2 separate regions of the Homo sapiens genome follow, and region 1 is linked to region 2. The links are chromatin contacts, found by Hi-C in ENCODE. All regions are on one chromosome and are shown on one strand. The core of a region is the stretch at or near the end of the contact, and the rest is flanking DNA. Distances in the headings are between cores, read along the strand shown. Region 1 has its middle 370 kb from the start of LINC01519. Region 2 has its middle 210 kb from the start of CCSER2.

Region 1 (4,019 bases), core at 794-3,293, 290 kb after region 2:
GGATGAATAAGACTGAAGTATAAGAAGCAGAGAGAAATTTTGATCCTGTTTTGCAACAGGGATGTGTGGTGGAGACTGAAACTACAGATCCCCTTGGAAAGAAAGGATTTGGATGGGGCCAGTGTCGTTTAGTCTTGCTCAGTTTAGTCTAACATTTATTGAGTATTCAGCACTGGGGCTGGTAGGCAGTAAAACTCTGCTTTACCTGTCCAGATGCTAAGAGTTTAGTAGCTAGATGTGGAGGGAACACTCTGTTGGTGGCAGTAAATAATCCATCAAGGCATAATTACCTTGCTAGGGATAAGTCTCTGGGTGGAGGTCTTTGAAGGGTCAAGAAGAGAAGAGAGGAGAAAGTAAATGTCCTCCCCTTTTTCTTCCTTTTCTCATCTTTTCCTCTTCAGTTCTTATACTTTTTTCTTTCTTTTTTAAAACTAAAGCTATTTTTTAAAAGTATTTTATAAAATTTAGAAAAAAGAAAGAGGAGAAATTTTACTCATAATCTTACTATACAAAGACAAGCAATAATAACATTTGAGCCATTTTTTCAGTTTTTTGCTCTGCCTACTTTTTCCTAATTATGATTTCTTTTCTTTCTTTTTTTTTTTTTTGAGACAGAGTCTTGCTGTGTCGCCCAGGCTAGAGTGCAGTGGCGTGATCTTGGCTCACTGCAACCTCTGCCTCCCGGTTTCAAGCAGTTCTCCTGCCTCAGCCTCCTGAGTAGCTGAGACTACAGGCTCATGCCACCACACTGGGCTATTTTTTTTTGTATTTTTAGTAGAGACAGGGTTTCACCATGTTAGCCAGGCTGGTCTCGATCTCCTGATCTCGTGATCCACCTGCCTTGGTCTCCCAAAGTGTTGGGATTACAGGCGTGAGCGACCGTGCCGGCTCTAATTATGATTTTTTTACCTGTGTTTTATTTCACATTATGTGTTATTATGAATTCTTTATGAACAACTTTAATGGCTACATAATAGTCCAGCAGATGGGAATAATATCAATTACTTAGTAATTCTCTTATTGTTGAACATTTAGGGATTTTCAACATTCATTTTCATAAATAAATAAGAGTAAAATAAATATCTCTGCAAATAAATACTTCGCTGTATTTAAAAATATTTCCTGAAGATGGAGTGCTAAAAGTACAAATACTATGTTTAAGTATGTAAATATACTTACTACTCTTTCTTTTCTTTCCCTTTTCTCTCTTTCCTTCCTTCCTTTCTCTTTCCTCCCTTCCTTTCTCCTCCCCTCCTGCTTCCTTCCTTTCTCTTTCTTTCTTTCTCTTTCTCTCTCTTTCTTCCCTCCCTCCCTCCCTCCTTCCTTCCTTTCTTTCTTCCTCTCTTTTCTTTCTTTCCTCCCTTCTTTCTCTTCTTCTCAATAAAAATTCTATATATTTAAGGTGTACAACATGATGTTTGATATGACATATATCATATATACATACTGAACATACATATATATATATACAGTACATATGCATAGTGAAGTGATCACTACATTCAAGCTAATTAATATATCTATTTTCTTCCATGATTACCTTGTGTGTGTCTCTGTGTGTGTGTGTGTGTTTGTGTGTGTGTAGTGATAGCACCTGACATCTACTCTTGTAGCAAATTTCCAGTATACAATATTGCATTATTAACTATATTCCTCGTGGTGTACATCAGATCTCTAGACTTACTCATCTTACATAATCACAACTTTGTTGTCTTTCACTGAGTATTCTTGATATAACAAGAGGACAGTATATGTGTGTGTGTGTGTGTGTGTGTGTATTTAACCAAGTTGTTTTCTGAAAGGGTCATATACATTTATACACCCAAACCTATTTTCTTAAATTTTGTATTTTACATTAAATAATCAACACCACCACAATCACAACAACAAGCTTTACTAATTTTGTGAAATCTGATTTTTATGTTGGCAAATGAATAAAACATTCTTCAAGTACATTCTGAGGTCAAAATACACTTTGGGAATGGAATGTGTCTGTGAGTCACCAGCTTACAGAAGCAGCCTTGTCTGGCAGGGAGCTGGTGCTGCAGCAGGGGCCCTCGCCTGTCACCCACAGAAGTATGGGATCTGATGGTCAGAAACAGAGCTTGGTGCCCATAAGAACAGACACAAGGTGAACAGATGTCATCTACATTAACTCCCAGCCTGCCAGAGCCTTACACATGATACCAGCTTAAAGAACACAGAAATTATCCTTAGTTGCACAGTCAGATAATCACATAGATATAAAGCTTACAAAGTAAAAGCCAGAGTAGCAACATTGGATACCTTAAGTTCTGGGACCCCAAAGAGGTCAGGCCAAGGAAAGGATCAATACATAACATATTTATATTTACATATATATTCATAATATATTAATTTTTAGTTTTATTATAATTACAGATATCTACATATATATGTTAGCTTTCATATCTTATATATTAATACATGGTTAAATTATAATTATGTTATTGTGGGTTTTATATATAATATGTATAATATTATATATACATAATATGTATAATATTATATATACATAATATGTATATATTTAGAGAGAGAAATATAGGGTGCCTTTGTTTTTCCTTTTCTTTACCTGGCAGGCACACCTGAGGCTTCCCATTTTTTTCTATTACATTGTTTGTCAGGACTGTTCCCAATACTCAGTATCTGAGAAAGCATTGAAGAGTGTCTAGAAACCTCATCTGAGTCTAGCCATCACCAACACAATAACAACAAAAATTAAAGCTCACGTTTATTGCTTACCATATGCCATATACTGTGCTGAGTGTTTACATCCATTTCCCACTTGATTGTCCCAGCAATTCAGTGGGATTAGTATTTTCCCTAGTTCACAGATGAGGTGACTGGGAACTGGAGAAGTTAAATGACTTACTCAAGTTCACACAGTGAGTAAACAGGGGAGCTGTGGAGGTGAGGGACATTCTCAGTGTGAGGCAATGATGGAATCATTTCATGGTTCCACTCCTAGGTCTCTGTGCTTTGGAAATTAGAAGATCTTGCCAAGCAAGATGAGCTGTGCCGATTTCATGGGGCCTGATTCCTGAGTGGCCTTGTACCTGCAATGCTGCTCTTTCCTCCAATACAGTCAGTCAATGCCCACGTAGGGTTGGTTTGGTGCACAGTTAAGGCTTGCAGAAAAAGGAAATAACTTGTTTTACAATGAACCCAGAAATGAAATATCATCATAGAGAAGGTAGGTCAGTGGAATCGCTCCTAAACATTTTTTTAAAAAATAAGTAACAATAAAGTTTTAACATTCTTGCACTTTAAAAATGAAAACTTACAGTGACAAAGTCATAAGATAAGAATGCTCTTCAGGTTTAGCAGAGTGGCTCTCTGGTGTCTGTCTGGCTCTCACAGCCGGTGGCAAACTGTAAATACTAACAGATGCACCACAGTGAGCTGAGAGATCCCTGAATGCCTGTGGTGGGGAAGGTTGCACATAATGCAGGGGCTCTCTAAAAAGAGCCGCTGAGCCTGGTGTCTGTGCTGTCAAAGAAAGGGATGGGGGGAGGGACCCACACAAAGTATTTGCCAACCTTGTTACATGGGCTTTTCAGACTTCAAACCCAGAGGCTGTGCTTCTGAATGTTGCAAGCCCCATTTTTCTTAAATTTAATTTCAGATATTTAGATTTCATAAGACTTACATTTTATATCAGGAATCCAGCTCCATCAATACTTTCAAATGCATTCTCATCAGGAAATATGAATGTTTAGTTCAAAAAATTAATCCAGTCAATCACAGTATCAGATGGGAAATAAAATATGCAGTTAAGCTAGAAAGCAATGATAACATATCATGATCAAAACTGTAGTAGATTTCTAAGGCTATACTTTGAGGAAATTTTATAGCCTCCAACATCTAGATTATTTTAAAAGTGAAGCTAACAATAAACTTATTATGCATCTAACATTCAAAGAAGAACAACAAGATAAATCAAGGTAAAATGGGAGGAAGCATTAAGATGTTAGCAAAAATGAATGAAAGAGAAAACA
Region 2 (4,085 bases), core at 101-2,600:
GTTTGTTTCTCAGAAGTAGAATGAGCCACCCCTGCACCTGAAGTGGGTGTCTCTTTTGAAAAGGATTCTTTGGTCTCCAGGTATACAGTGCTCCTTCCATCACTGGGGTCCAGGTCTGGGCCCCAGCATTTGGACTTCACTCACCAAGGCCAGCTCTGATTTGCTGATGTATCAGTTATAGTTTTCAGAAGCCAATTTGCAAATTTCCTTTCAGATCTTAAAAAGGCTGGAAAGCAGAGAGATGAGGGCATAAAGCTTTGTAAATTATCAAAATCCCAAGCACACACATCTTCAAGCGCACAGGAACCACAAGTCCCCAATCATTATTGTGGTTCTGCTTTTTCCCCTATATTATGTGTTACAATATTACGAGTCAATTTCCCAGAAGTTTTAGCTGCTTTTCTCTGGCTGCACTAATTATATCAATAACAAACTCACAATCACATCAAATGACTGTCAACATATCCCAGTGCGCCATGCTCCATGAAATGACTAAATAAAGCAAAATTCCTTTATGGATTCCTTGGAGTATAACTGATCACAAGTTTGAGAATCTTGGGCTAAATCCAAAAGATGGCATCAAGCTCCCAGGCAGCTGGCCAAAATGTGAAGGCAATCTGCCTGGATGAACTTCTTCAAAATTTCCAGTTTACTCTTAGCACATCTAAGGTCACTGTATGAGTCCGTTTTCATGCTGCTGATAAAGAGATACCTGAGACTGGGCAATTTACAAAAGAAAGAGATTTAATGGATTTACAGTTCCACATGGCTGGGGAGGCCTCACAATCATGGCAGGAGGTGAAAGGCAGGTCTCACATGGTGGCAGACAAGAGAAGAGAGCTTGTGCAGGGAGACTCTGTTTTTCAAACCATCAGATCTCACGAGACTTATTCACTATCACAAGAACAGCACGGGAAAGACCTGCCCCCATGATTCAGTTACCTCCCACCAGGTCTCTCCCACAATAACTGAGAATTCAGGATGAAATTTGGGTGGTGACATGGCCAAACCACATCAGTCACACTCCAATTCTTGAATGAAACTGGGTAGGACCAGTGCCCACCCAAATGATCAGAAGGGAGTGTGTGCCTCCCACACAGTAACTCCCCATTAAATGTGAGTTCTCACGTCAGAGGTGCATAGGGCTGGGGAGCCAGAAGTATGTGAGGTCTCTTTCTGGGCTTAAAGCAGGGAAGGAACCCAGAAGCCCCCTGCTGAGCAGAGGACTCACTGTGGGGTTTGCCCTTTGGTAAGTCTGAATTTTGGTGGTCGAATTCAAAAGCCTCCTGTAGCGTGCAAAGGACACAGCTTCAGAGCCTTCCAGGGTGGCTAGCTCATGGTGGTCACGCCCCACCTCCTGTGGAATGAATGGATTCCACAGGGCTTAGTTGTCTGTTACTGTCTTGTTTCCTGTTACCCTGGGCTATGTCTCTTAGGCTGCCTCCAAATCTTCAGGGCAGCCTTGGAGGAGCCTCACACCGGACTCAGGCTAGAGCTCCCAAGGGAGAGCAAAGCCGTGGGGTGACTAGGTGCTCAGTGAGTCCCCAGGGGAAAGGGAAACTTGGGGAACAGGATGCAGGGCTGTGCTACCTGGCAGCCCTCCTTTCAAAGGGGATGCATCTCTGGCCATCATAAAAGATTCAGTTCTGTCAAGGGCCTTCCAACATGCAGAGCGTGAATGAGGCCTGTCAAGGGGCTCCCGGGGCCTCCCTCCCTTCGCCTCCTTCCTCCAGATGATGTTTCTTTCCCTGGGGTCTTGGCAGCTGGTCCTGAGCTCCCGGCGGCCCATTTCCCGGACCTGCGTTCCCAGGCATGGCCACACGAGTGCGCCCGGCTCCCGCTCCGGATCCGCCTCACCGGGGCTGAGTCAGGCTAGCTAACGGGCCGCGGGATCCCAGGGCCGGGTCCCCCGACCCTGCCTGATCATCTGAGGGGCAACTTCGCTGCGCTTGGAAATCCTCTTGACGACTTTGTCTGCCAGGACGCCCCAGCGGGGCCAGCTGAGCGTCCTGGCCTGCGGCTACAGCCTATGGTGAGGGGTGGAAACGGCGCCCTCCTCCAGTGCTGCAGAAGTGATGAAGATTCCCGCGACCTGGAGGCACCAAGTCCTTCTCAAGCGCAGGGGAGAGGGAGGGCGCGGTGCGGGGGGGTCCTGGGGGGCTCCCTCGGAATGAGGGATGGGTCTCCCGACGGCGCCCCCAGCCAGGGCCAGAAGCGTGGGCGCGCCGCGTTCCCGGTGCTTCCGTGCAACACGTTTCTGTCTCTCCCGTTTTCCAGAGGGAAAATTTGCCGTGGGAAGCAAGGATTCCCGAGCCTCGGTCCTGTCCACGCGGTGCAGGGCACCTGTCCAAGGTGGGCCTGGCCTGGCCCTGCCCAGATTCAGCCAGGTGACCGGGGCTGCAGGCAGATCCAGATGACAACGAAGTGCTCTCCCCTCCATTCTCCAGGCCTCTCCTGCGGGGACCCAGCTGGAAGGCCTATGGGCTCCCACCCCTCAGGGCAAAGGCTGGACTTAAGGGCCAGGCTTTCCAGGTGTCATTTCCTCTCCGAACCTCTGGGTGTCACTCACCTCGAATTTCCTGTCTTTAGTTGGGCATTGGCCGACAGAGCGCGGAATCTCTGCTGCCCTGCTCAGGCAGAAGGGCTTGGCCTCCTTCCCACAGGCCATGGTCCCCAAACACCACTCAGCACCCCCAGGCAGGCTGCACATCTGGATGGGCATAGGGGGAATAGGATCCCACACTCACCCTCACCATGGCCTCAGGCTGTGCAGAGCATGCTTCCAGGTCCTTGACTTTGGGTTTGGGCAGATGACTTTGGCCAATGGAATATTAGCAGTCATAGGGTTAGCAGAGGCTTTCAATGTGCTTGAGAGATTGGCTTTGCATCCCCGCACTTCACTGATTGAACCTAAATGAGAAGCGTTTCCTCCTGGTAGCTGCTGCCCTTTCATCCTGGATCCCATAATAAGCACACATAGAGCAGGCCTGAGCCCAACCTGCAGTGGGAAGCCGAGCCCTGCAGTCCCACTGCCCGAAGCAGAGCCGACCTGCTGAGCCCAGCCTTGACAAGCATCCAGTTGTCTTCAGTGGGCCACACTTACAAGCATGGGAATTAGTGCTTATTGTCATATGCCACTGAGAGCTTGTGGAGGTTGTCCAGCAAAGCTGACTGACCAATGTCCTTTTCTCAGTCAGGCCTGAATGACTCATAGCCCAATTCCATGATACAAATGATATCATTGAGACAATGATATTTTGAAAATTGTGCAAGCCACAGAGCTGTCTTCCTAAGAGCTTGTATGGTGTGTATGGTGTATATGCTTGTGTGTGTGTGTGTGTGTGTGTGTGTGTGTGTGTGTGGTGTATGTGTGTAGGCAGGGGAGGACACTATCTTCAGTCAGAGTTCAGGCAAATGCCCTGCACCACCAGTACAAGGTGAGGGGCCAGGCTGCTACCCAGCATCACCCCGGGATGGAATTCCGCAAAGACTTGATAGAGGGGCCCAACTTGATACAACAGTGTTCTTATTAATTGTCTCCAAATCTTGTAGCCTCCACTTATGGAACAATTGACACCGCATAGAGAGATTGTGATTTTCTTTCCTTTTCTCTGTTGGGTAGGGCTAGAGCAGCTGTCTTGTCTCATTCAAAGCCATGGAAGACGCCACCGCCAGTTACGCTGGTATTTCCAAGCATCATAGCTTTCCTTCCCTGTAGCTCAAGTACAACAGCATGTTCTAAGGATCCTGATTTGCCTCGAGTTTACACACCTGATAAGTGGTTTCCTTTGCAAGAGCCATAAAACACAGTGGATGGTGACCTGCGGGCCCAGCACAGGTATTCTAAAGCAATTAGCCACCAGCCAGGAAAAGCCATTATACGAACAGTGGGCTGAGTTGTGATGGACAGGTCGTATTCCATGAAGATTCCCGATTAGAACTCTGGAAAAGGAGCGAACAGACAGATTGGCAAGCCTCCGCCTCTACTTTTACCCATTAGTAGCCCTCCGCAGGTCACGGGGTGTTACAGCTGGGCTTTGGCTACTGCAGCCCCCTCTGCCTCCCTTGCTGCAAAGCTGAACCCA

The links. A loop is a pair of places that touch in the nucleus more often than their neighbours do. Pooled maps may share reads with other maps.
Region 1: a loop to region 2 is called in a map of mammary epithelial cell, with 6 times the contacts of the local background. The contact joins two enhancer-like sites. A Hi-C loop is called at or near these places in 1 of 168 maps with a recorded cell type or tissue (mammary epithelial cell), 3 of 37 single-sample maps with no recorded cell type and 4 of 50 pooled maps.

What each region holds. Positions count from the first base shown.
Region 1 is chr10:84,823,493-84,827,511 of GRCh38, forward strand. No RefSeq gene overlaps it. Among named protein-coding and RNA genes, the nearest start is that of LINC01519, 370 kb to the right of the region's middle. RefSeq lists an enhancer at 913-1,082. Within about 2 kb of position 2,044, at least 2 of the 41 ENCODE cell types and tissues checked have a DNase peak (open chromatin) inside an H3K27ac peak, as active enhancers do.
Region 2 is chr10:84,538,866-84,542,950 of GRCh38, forward strand. No RefSeq gene overlaps it. Among named protein-coding and RNA genes, the nearest start is that of CCSER2, 210 kb to the left of the region's middle. Within about 2 kb of position 1,351, at least 2 of the 41 ENCODE cell types and tissues checked have a DNase peak (open chromatin) inside an H3K27ac peak, as active enhancers do.